2 separate regions of the Homo sapiens genome follow, and region 2 is linked to region 1. A link is an interaction called in ENCODE POLR2A ChIA-PET data of the cell type or tissue named here. Cell type or tissue: CD4-positive, alpha-beta T cell. All regions are shown on one strand. Links, peaks and the distances in the headings refer to the core of each region. The heading gives the core; the rest is flanking DNA. Region 1 overlaps HDAC1 (histone deacetylase 1). Region 2 overlaps BSDC1 (BSD domain containing 1).

What was found. ChIA-PET counts read pairs that join two places held together with the same protein. Peaks named below come from ENCODE experiments on the same cell type or tissue, not always from the same donor. Only the 100,000 strongest peaks of a DNase experiment are listed, where the experiment ranks them.
Region 2: POLR2A ChIA-PET joins it to region 1 with 6 read pairs; 26 of 35 experiments call an interaction of 5 or more read pairs at or near these places.

The regions. Positions count from the first base shown.
Region 1 is chr1:32,319,284-32,324,657 of GRCh38, reverse strand. HDAC1 (histone deacetylase 1) reads right to left here. Exons shown (of 14, transcript NM_004964.3): 4 at 105-179. Among named protein-coding and RNA genes, the nearest start is that of MARCKSL1, 14 kb to the left of the region's middle. In CD4-positive, alpha-beta T cell, for the core only: no CTCF peak of the experiment used is centred there; DNase peaks (open chromatin) are centred at 2,497 and 4,527; H3K4me3 peaks cover 537 bases; H3K27ac peaks cover 4,242 bases.
Region 2 is chr1:32,369,825-32,375,198 of GRCh38, reverse strand. All of the region lies in intron 9 of BSDC1 (BSD domain containing 1), which reads left to right. Among named protein-coding and RNA genes, the nearest start is that of TSSK3, 10 kb to the right of the region's middle. In CD4-positive, alpha-beta T cell, for the core only: CTCF peaks have their summits at 2,556 and 2,773; a DNase peak (open chromatin) is centred at 2,858.

The sequences.
Region 1 (5,374 bases), core at 146-5,145:
CATTCTACATGGTTTCAGATCAGCCAACTAGGATAGCAGCCTAAAAGGCAGACCTCACTAGAACAACCCAGTCTACCCCTGGGGAGAAGATGAATATTCCTTACCCACAGAACCACCAGTAGACAACTGACAGAACTCAAACAGGCCATCGAATACTGGACAGTCCTCACCAACGTTGACTTGAAAGAAATAAGCAAAAGGTTAGTTTCCACAATTTCCTTTAGTTTACATATTTATGAGCTGATGGAAAAAAACACAGAATTTAAATTCAGGAGGTGTGGGTTCTAGTCCAGGCTCTACTTCCTGGCTGTATGACTGCATCAAGTTGTTTAACATCTTTGAGCTTTAGCCCATTATTATTTTTTTATTTTTTAGAGCCAGGGGCTTGCTCTGTTGCCCATGCTGGAGTGCAGTGGCACAAACATGGCTCATGTGCAGCAGCTTTGACCCTCACCTCCTGGGCTCAAGCAATCCTTCCACCTCAGTCTCCCAAGTACTTTGGACTACAGGTGCATGCCACTATACCCAGCTAATTTTTTTTTCTTTTTTTTTTTTTTAGAGACAGAGCCTCACTATGTTCCCTAGGCCTCATGCAGTCTTCTTGCCTTGGCCTCCCAATAGGCATGTGCCATCACACCTGGTCTTAGCCCATTATCTATAACAAGCAAAACTGATATCCCACCTCACCCACTGGTCAGAAAATTAACAAAAATCTAATATGGAGAAGCAGTTAGCAACTTGGAAAATGTTGGTTCGTTTCTTGAGGGAGAAAAACTTATCCTCTGGCCCTCACGCCAGCTGACAAACAAGGGGCAAGAACAGAGACCCAGAGAACTATCGTTCACTGCGCACGTACAACACGCCAGACACTGCGCTACATGCGTTAAATACCCGAGATCATTCATCTTCACACAAGCTTCTGAGGTAAGATTTGGTCCCATCTTATAAGTAGGGAAACAAGGCCTGGCACAGTGGCTCACACCTGTAATCCCAGCACTTCGGGAGGCTAAGGCAGGAGGACCACTTGAGGCCAGGAGTTCAAGACCAGCCTGGGCAACATGGAGAAACCCCATCTCTACCAAAAACATAAAAATTAGCCAGGTGTGGTGGCAGCTGCCTGTAATCCCGGCTACTTGGGAGGCTGAGGCACAAGAACCACTTGAACCCGGGAGGCAGAGGTTGCAGTGAGCTGAGATCGCGCAACTGCACTCCAGCCTGGGCGAGACAAGAGTGAGACCCTGTCTCAAAAAAATAAATAAATAAATAAGTAGGGAAACAGGTTCAGAGAGGTGAGCTGTTAGTAAATGGCAGAAGCAGTATGCAAGCCTCAAGCTTTGGTTTGTCTGTTTTTTTTTTGAGACGGAGTTTTGCTCTTGTTGCCCAGGCTGGAGTATAGTGAAGTGATCTTGGCTCACTGTAATCTCTGCCCTCCAGTTTCAAGCCATTCTCCTGCCTCAGCCTCCCGAGTAGCTGGGATTACAGGTACCTGCCACCACACCTGGCTGATTTCCGCATTCTTAGTAGAGACGGGGTTTCACCATGTTGGCCAGGCTGGTCTCAAACTCCTGACCCTGTGATCCGCCCGCCTCGGCCTCCCAAAGTGCTGGGATTACAGGCATAAGCCACCGTGCCCAGCCAGCCTGTCTGTCTTAAAAGCCTGTGAAAATATATCCCGGCCCTTTTCCAAGTCCTTTCACATATACAACCTCATTTGATCCTCACAACAACTCTATGAGCTGGACAAGCCAGATATCAACCCCACTGTGCGGAGGAACAAACAGATACCGAGAAGTTAAGTGATTTGCCCAAGGTTATAAAACCAGGCAGTAGCAGAACCAGAATCAGGGTCCCGGTGTCTTGACTCCCGTAGCCCAGTGTCTTACTGCTACATTCACAGTGACAAGTGGAGTAAAGTTATTTCGGGCCTAATGGGGTAAAAGTACCAAGTAGTACATAATGTGGAAACATATGCAAACAATAAGGCAAATGAAATGAAAACAGGAAGGAAAGCACACCTGGAGGCTGTAGACTCACAGACCTAGAGGAACTTTATAGCTCCAAATCTCCTCTTACAGAAAAGGTAACTACTGGCCGGGCGCGGTGGCTCACACCTGTAATCCCAGCACTTTGGGAGGCCAAGGCAGGTGGATCACTTGAGGTCACGAGTTCAAGACTAGCCTGGCCAACATGGAGAAACCCCGTCTCTACTAAAAATACAAAAATTAGCCAGGCATGTGCCTGTAATCCCAGCTACTCAGGAGGCTGAGGCAGGAGAATCACTTGAACCCAAAACGTGGAGGTTGCAGTGAGCCAAGATTGCACCCCTGCATTCCAGCCTGGGTGACAGGGCGAGACTCCATCTCAGGAGAAAAAAAAAAAAAAAGTAACTGCTGAGACATCAATGAGCTACAGGAAGTCAGAGGCAGGAGGTGTGGGGCTGCATACTTATTCTCTTGCCCAGCCTTCTACTGTACCCACTGTTATCAAGATTTCCAAAAGTAGAGGAAGGAGCAGCCCTGGGGTGAGAGCAGAAGAGCTCAGTTTGGATTGTGCTGGTAAAATCTCAAGACACAGTTGAAGCTCAAGATCTACAATAACCACAAGAGTTACCAGCTCTGGTTCTGCACTAAACTTGGAGGGTGCCAAGATCCGGTGCTCTGAGGAAGAAGCATGGCTGCATGAGGGAGTGTGCAGCGGGTGGGTCTCTTCCTCACTTCCTGGGTAAACACTGGGAGGCTGTGTAAATAAGAACTTTGGTCCCTGGGCCCCGGCTGTTTATCCATTGGCAACTGATTTCCCTCTCTGGCCACTTCCTCCTGCACAGAGTTTGGCCTGCCTGCGTTTCCAAAGCTTTGTTTATACTCTTATTTGGGATATGGAGCCTCCATGGGAAGGAATGGGTGTTTTGGACGTGAGAAAAAAAAAAATATTTTTCTTCAGGCACCAAACCAACATGTAGCTCAAATGACCAGCCCTTTTATTCCTAGTCAATAAGCTATGTGATTAGAGATGGAAAGGGGGCAAATGGAAGAGCAGATACTCATGTGAGCTAATCTGTGAGGGTAGGGAAGACTTTTCCATGGGTTTTCTCTCTTTCTGCTATAAACGCTTTTCTCATTCTCACACTAGCTTTAGACTAAAGGGAAGCAATACTGGGTGAGAGGTGGAAGCAGACGTAGGCAGAGAAGGCAGTCAAATGCTCATTGCAAAGAGATGGGAAGATTAAACACTAACCTCAGGATAGTGCTTATACCTTGGCAGTGCTGGTAATGGGGTGGGGGGCTGGGGGAGTGGGAGAGAAAGGGTATGTGATCAAGGAAAGATGCCCAAGGGGGCATCAACTGTATTGATAATGTTTTCTTTCTCAGGCTGGGTATTGGGCACACATGGATGTTCATTATATTATTATTATTATTTTTTTTTTTTTGAGACAGAGTCTTGCTCTGTTGCCCAGCCTGGAGTGCAGTGGCGCAATGTCAGCTCACTGCAAGCTCCGCCTCCTGGGTTCACACCATTCTCCTGCCTCAGCCTCCCAAGTAGCTGGGACTACAGGCACCCACCACCACACCCGGCTAATTTTTTGTATTTTTAGTAGAGATGGGGTTTCACTGTGTTAGCCAGGATGGTCTTGATCTCCTGACCTCGTGATCTGCCCGCCTCGGCCTCCCAAAGTGCATTATATTATTTTTTGATGCTTTTTGTGTGTGTCTAAAATATGTTTTTTTCTTTTTCTGTTTTTTTTTTTTTTTTTTTTTTTTGAGATGGAGTCTTGCTCTGTCGCCCAGGCTGGAGTGCAGTGGCGCGATCTTGGCTCACTGCAACCTCTGCCCTCCAGGTTCAAACAATTCTCATGCCTCAGCCTCCCGAGTAGCTGGGATTACAGGCATATACCACCACACATGGCTAATTTTTGTACTTTTGGTGGAGACAGGGTTTCACCACGCTGGCCAGGCTGGTCTCAAACTCCTGGCCTCAAGTGATCCACCTGCCTCAGCCTCCCAAAGTGCTGGGATTACAGGCATGAGCTACCCTGCCTGGCCTGTGTATCTAAAATATTTTATATACACTATATTTTTTAAAACTACAGAATTGGGGGACTAGAGTTCCATTCTGCATTCTACCATCACCTTGCTGTGTGACTGGGAAAGTTTACATGTCTGTAAAATGGATGAGAATGTCTCCCAATTTTTTACCAATCCCTTTTATCATGTTTTCACCAAAAGCCCCCTAAATGCATTTATTTGTGTTCCCATTTTCACTTGCTAAATATTAGGTCAGAACTTCTGGTCAAGGCTCTCAAAGTGACCAGAAAGGGTTTATTACATTTCAGCCACAAGCAAGGAAACCTGATTTACTCGATCTTATCATAAGCATAACTTCCTAGATTAGGTGTGTGGGATGTTTTTGTGTGTGTGTGGGTTTTTTTTTTTTTCTTTTTGAGAAGGAGTCTCGCTCTGTCGCCCAAGCTGGAGTACAGTGGCGTGATCTCGGCTCACTGCAAGCTCCGCCTGTCGGGTTCACACCATTCTGGTGCCTCAGCCTCCCGAGTAGCTGGGACCACAAGCGCCTGCCACCACGTCCGGCTAATTTTTTGTAAATTTTTAGTGGAGACGGGGTTTCACCGTGTTAGCCAGGATGGTGTCTCGATGTACTGACCTCGTGATCCGCCCACCTCGGCCTCCCAAAGTGCTGGGATTACAGGCATGAGCCACCACGCCTGGCCATGTGTGTTTTTTTTTTATTGAGACGAGTTCTTGCTATGTTGCCCAGGCTGGAGTGTGGTGGCGAAATGAGACCATACCTCAATGCAGCCCTGAACTGGGCTCAAGGGATCCTCCTGCCTCAGGCTCCTGAGTAGCCAGAATCACAGGCATGTGCCACCATACACAACTAATTTTTTATTTTTATTTTTTTAAGATAAAATAAGAGATGGGGGTCTCACTATGCTGCCCAGGCTGGTCTTGAACTCCTGGCCTCAAGCTATCCCTCCTGCCTTGCCCTTCAAAGCACTGGCATTACAGGTGCATGCTACCATGTCCAGCGCCTAGGTTAGATATTGGTACATATTCTAAAAGGGCAAGTTAAGGATTAAGGAATTTGAGGCTGCAGTGAGCTATGATCTTGCCACTGTACTGTACCCTGGATGACAAAGCAAGACCCCATCTCTAAAAACAAGAATAAAAATAAAAATAATTCTTTTTTTAAAAAGGGCTCATTACTGTCTTGGTAGATACCCCAGGTTATAAAGCACTGTGTTAAGTGACATCTAAAGTCTCTGTCTACTCTGACCCTCCATAACCCTACAAATCAACTCAGTGAGGTACTCTGAAGTTCTTAGAGAGGCTTATTCTTCCTGCCCCCATTTCTGATGACA
Region 2 (5,374 bases), core at 196-5,195, 50 kb before region 1:
AATGAGGTCATCCATTGGGCTCCTACCTGGTTTTTATTGTTTTTTTTTTGAGGCGGAGTCTCACTGTCGCCTAGGCTGGAGTGCAGTGGCGCGATCTCGGCTCACTGCAACCTCCGCCTCTCAGGTTCGCGCCATTCTCCTGCCTCAGCCTCCCGAGTAGCTGGGACTACAGGCGCATGCTATCATGCCCGGCTAATTTTTTGTATTTTTAGTAGAGATGGGGTTTCACTGTGTTAGCCAGGATGGTCTCGATCTCCTGACCTTGTGATCTGCCTGCCTCGGCCTCCCAAAGTGCTGTGATTACAGGCGTGAGCCACCGTGCCCGGCCTGAGCTCCTACCTGTTCTTTATGAGACACTGAGTGGGAGAGGGGCAGAAGCCGCAGCCTTTGTGAGGAAGCATAAAGCAGGGTGGGCCAGTCTGGTACTGGAGGAGTTCAGAGAAAGAAGGAATCTCTGGACATCTGCGGTGCTTCACTGAGGAGACAAGCCTCGTATAGGAGAGTTGGTGAGTTTGGGGCAGGTGCAGGGGAGTGGTAGTCTAAGCTGAGGAGGCCTACAAAGACTAGCTAGCAAAGGGCATGGGGCATGTTTAAGGCGCGGTGACCTAAACCCACTCTTCTGTATTCTCTCCCAGGAGAAGGAGGTACAAGAAGGGTGAGTGGGTTGACTCAGAAATAGAACTTCAGAATTTAAAACCTTAAGCTGGATTCAGAAGGTTGGCCTTGGGGCCATAAAGCAGCAGAGCATGGATGCTAAGGCTGTGGGTTCTGGAGTTCAGACAGTTCTGGGTTCAAATCCCAACTTTGTTCATAAGTCATGTGACTTCAGAAAGATTACTAATCTTCTCTAAGCCTTTGTTTGCTCCTCCATAAACGGGATAATTGTTTCATGATAGATCCTCAGTCAGAGCAGAATTAAGTAGAGCCCTGCTTTGGGGAAATGAAAATAGAGGTAACATTCTCTGAGCACTTTCTCTGTGTCTAGATCTGTGCTAAGCACAGATGCATATGCACAGTAATATGCATATTACTCAATCCTTACAAAAGCCCTGTGAGATCTGTGTACTTTTTCTCATATTTCTAGTGGTAGGAACCTGAGATCAGTGACCCACCCAGTAAATATTTCAGTGTGAAATAGTCCTGTAGAAGAGGGAGGAGTAGGTGGTGGGCCTGACAGGTGTAATAGGGTTGCTGGGTGGATGGTCCCAGGGCCCACTGAGGTTGTGATTGTAGGTTTTAAGTGAGACCATCAACATGTTGTATTTTTGTTCAGCCATATTCAGTTGCTCAGGTGCAGGAACAGAGCAGATGGGGAGTTGGATCTAATTAGGTTCAAGTTTAGCCAGGTAAAATCAGTTGATGAAAAGAAGAAAGTCCGCTGGGCACAGTGGCTCACACCTATAATTGCAGTACTTAAGGGAGGCTGAGGCAGGTGGATCGCTTGAGCCCAGGAGTTTAAGACCAGCCCTGGCATTGTGATGAAACCCCATCTCTACAGAAAATACAAAAAATTAGCCAGATGTGGTGGCACGTGCCTGTAGTCCCAGCTACTCGGGAGGCTGAGGTGGGAGGATCACCTGAGTGGGGAGGTTGAGGCTGCAGTGAGTTGAGATTGCTGCACTGCCCTCCAGCCTGGGTGACAGAGCTGAGACCCTGTCTCAAAAAAATAGGAAAGAAAAGAAAGTATATGCAAGAAGTGATAAGAATGATGCCTCATGGAATCTGAGCTGAGTACGGGAGAGAATGAGGGATAGTGAAACAGTTGGAGGGTTACAAATTATAGGTTTCATTTGGAATTGGGCTACAAAGGGTGATCAGAAAAAATCAGTAGTGGTTGGAGACTGGATGGAATTGAAATTACAGGAGAGGTAAACATAAGCTCTTAACTACTCTGCTATGCTGCCTCTGCTGCCCTCAGGGCCTGTGAAAGGAGAGGCTGAGGATGTGCTATAGAAGACTCACAAGAAACAACCGTAGTCAGGTGGGAGGAAGCCAGAGTCTTGGACTAGGCTGGAACAGTGGGAACAGAGTAGAAGAAATAAAAAGAAGAATGGGGGCTTGGAGACAAAGTGACTCCTTTTTCCTGTTGGGCCCAAGTCCTAGGGTGACATAAGGCTTGGTCTCTGGGTATAGCAGAGTCTCTTGGGGTACCCTAGCCAAAGGGTTTTACTGGTTCCCAGGGTGATCCCTGTCATCGCAGAGCTGCTTTCCACCTATGTTTTGTCACAGCATTCGTCTGTTCTGAGAGACTGGACTTCTTTCTGCAGAGAAGGGGAGGAGAGATTGGGGCAGGCCTGTGGCCTGGAAGGAGCCTGGAGGTTAAGACCTCACTTCATGACCGTGTGACCTAAGAGCAGTTTTGCCTCTATTTCTTAACTGGGGAAGCAGAGAGCCGATTAAACAGAATAAAATGAGCTGTGAGTGACAGCACTACAAAGTTAGCAATCACCCGAAAACTTCCATTTTCAAAACCAAACCAGTAGAACTCCATTCTGAAGTCTTAAATTGTAGCATAGGCCACCTCTCTGCCACATGCACATTGTAATGGAGATCTTAGTGCTCTCCTTGTGTGACAGGGTAGGACGGTGGAAGGAGGCAGATGGCAGAGAGAACCCAGCTTCACAGCTCCCTGCACCACCTGAAGCCTTCATTTCCTCATCCGTATACTGGGACTGTTAATACCCACCCAAGAGCTAGATGTGGAATATTCCAGAAATGTTAGTGGATACTCTGTTCTCTACCCCTGAAAGGTTCTGCCATAGCATTTAAGCCTGAAGAGACAGTTTCAAGTCCCTAGAGGGCAACCTGAGGTTAGGGAAAGCTGTCATGGCCACAACCAAAGCCCTGAAGTGAGGAAGCAGCGAAGAGTCTGGCTAACCCACAGGAAGCCTGTGGTGACAGCCAGATGAATGTCACCTAAGTGTCCTGAAGGCACAGAGGGATGTAGGTGCAGAGTCAGAAGAGCTGGGTCTTGGCTGCCCTGACTTCCTGAGGTACCGTGTACAGAATGACATAACTCTGAGACAAGGCCCTTAGAAGAAAGGCAGCACCATTCATTACATAGCCATGTGTATGTATGTAATAGGCACTTTACATTCATACCTCTAATTCTAACACCATTGTTTCTCAAACGGCAGGGCCAGGTCTACACAGAACACACAGGTACCTGCTTATAATGCAGCCTTCCCAGCCACCAGCTAGACCTGCTGAGTCTTAGTTGGGACTGGGGGTGGGCAGGGTAGGAGTCTGTATTTTAATACGCTTCTCCAGTGGTTCTTTGCAGAGGTTGCTTTTATCCATATTTTATAAATAGACTGAAGCCAACAATAATTTGCCCAAGACTACACAGTAAAGGAGTAGGTATTCAACCCAGGTCTGCCTGGCCCCAGAGACCATGCTCTGGCTAGAAGAGAGGATGATGCAGGATACCATAGAAGGAATGTGGGAGCGGGGCTGAGGGGTAGGTCTCAGCGCGGAGGCATCTGGTGAGGAGTAGGTCGGAGAAGAAGAAACGGAGATGTTTACTGGTCATGCCGTTGGAGGATCAGGGACCCACTCTTTTTAAAGGTACTTAAAAAAAAAGACTACAGGCTGGGTGCGGTGGCTCACGCTTGTAATCTCAGCACTTTGGGAAGCCGAGGCGGGCAGATCACGAGGTCAGGAGATCGAGACCATCCTGGCTAACACGGTGAAACCCCATCTCTACTAAAAATATAAAAAATTAGCCGGGCGTGGTGGCGGGCGCCTGTAGTCCCAGCTACTCAGGAGGCTGAGGCAGGAGAATGGTGTGAACCCAGGAGGCAGAGCTTGCAGTGAGCCGAGATTGTGCCACTGCACTCCAGCCTGGGCGAGAGTGAGACTCCATCTCAAATAAAAAAAAAAAAAAAAAAAAAAAGATTACAAAGTCGTATGTGTTCATTTTAGGAAAAAAATTAAGGAAAATCACCTCATGAACTCATCACCTAGAGATAACTTTGCTAGTGTATTTGGATATCTTGCTCATCTCTTCTGCATGTGTGCATGCATCTATGGGCACATTTTAAAGCTGGAATCTTACTGTACATGCTTTATTGAAAGGAACTATTTGTGTAGTTTACTTCTTAGTAATAACTTTTATATATATCTTTTTAATATTACCTGTAAGAAGTCATAGCCAAATATGAATGTTTAGAGCAATGATCATCAAATAGTACAGACAGGCATCAGAATCATCTAGAGCAGAGGGTGGTAAGCTTTTTCTGTATAGGACCAGACCATAAATATTTTAGGCTTTTTGGGCCATGCAGTCAAAATTACTCATCTCCGCTCTTGCAGCATGAAAGCAGCCATAGACAGTATGTAAACAAATGATGTGACATGGCTAGAATTTTTTTTTTTTTTTTTTTTTTTTTTTTTGAGACGGAGTCTCACTCTGTCACCCAGGCTGGAGTGCAATGGCGGGATCTTGGCTCACTGCAAGCTCTGCCTCCCGGGTTCAAGCGATTCTTCTGCCTCAGCCTCCCGAGTAGCTGGGACTAACAGGCGCTTGCCACCACCCCCAGCTAATTTTTTGTATTTTTAGTAGAGATGGGGTTTCACCACATTAGCCAGGGTGGTCTCGATCTTCTGACCTCGTGATCCACCTGTCTCGGCCTCCCAAAGTGCTGGGATTACAAGCGTGAGCCACCACGCCCGGCGACATGGCTAGATTTGATCCCTGGGCCATAGTTTGCCAACCCCTGGTTTACAGAAAGGGTCTGTGACTATTGAGTGCCAACTATGTGTTCTAAAAACTTGAAATACATAAGAGAACAAAACAAAAGATCCTGGCACTCACAGGGCTTATATTCTAACTCCTCTATTAATATACAATAAACATATTAAGTCTGATTATGTAATATGTTAGAAAGTGATCACTACAATGGGAAAAAGAACAATCCAGAGCCAGGCGCAGTGGCTCACGCCTATAATCCCAGTACTTTGGGAGGTCAAAGCAGGCGGATCACCTAAGGTCAGGAGTTTGAGACCAGCCTGGCCAACATAGTGAAACCCCGTTTCTACTAAAAATACAAAAATTATCCAGGCATGGTGGCATGCCCCTGTAATCTCAGCTACTCAGGAGGCTGAGGCAGGAGAATCACTTGAACCTGCGAGGCAGAGGTTGCAGTGAGCTAGGATCGCGCCACTGCACTCCAGCCTGGGCAACAGAGCGAGACTCCGTCTCAAAAAATAAATAAATAAGTAAAAATACAAAAATTAGCTGGATGTGGTACCAGGCAGGTGCCTGTAATCCCAGCTACTCAGGAGGCTGAGGCAAGAGAATCTCTTGAACCCAGGAGGCGGAGGTTGCAGGGAGCTGAGATCGTGCCACTGCACTCCAGCCTGGGTGACAGAG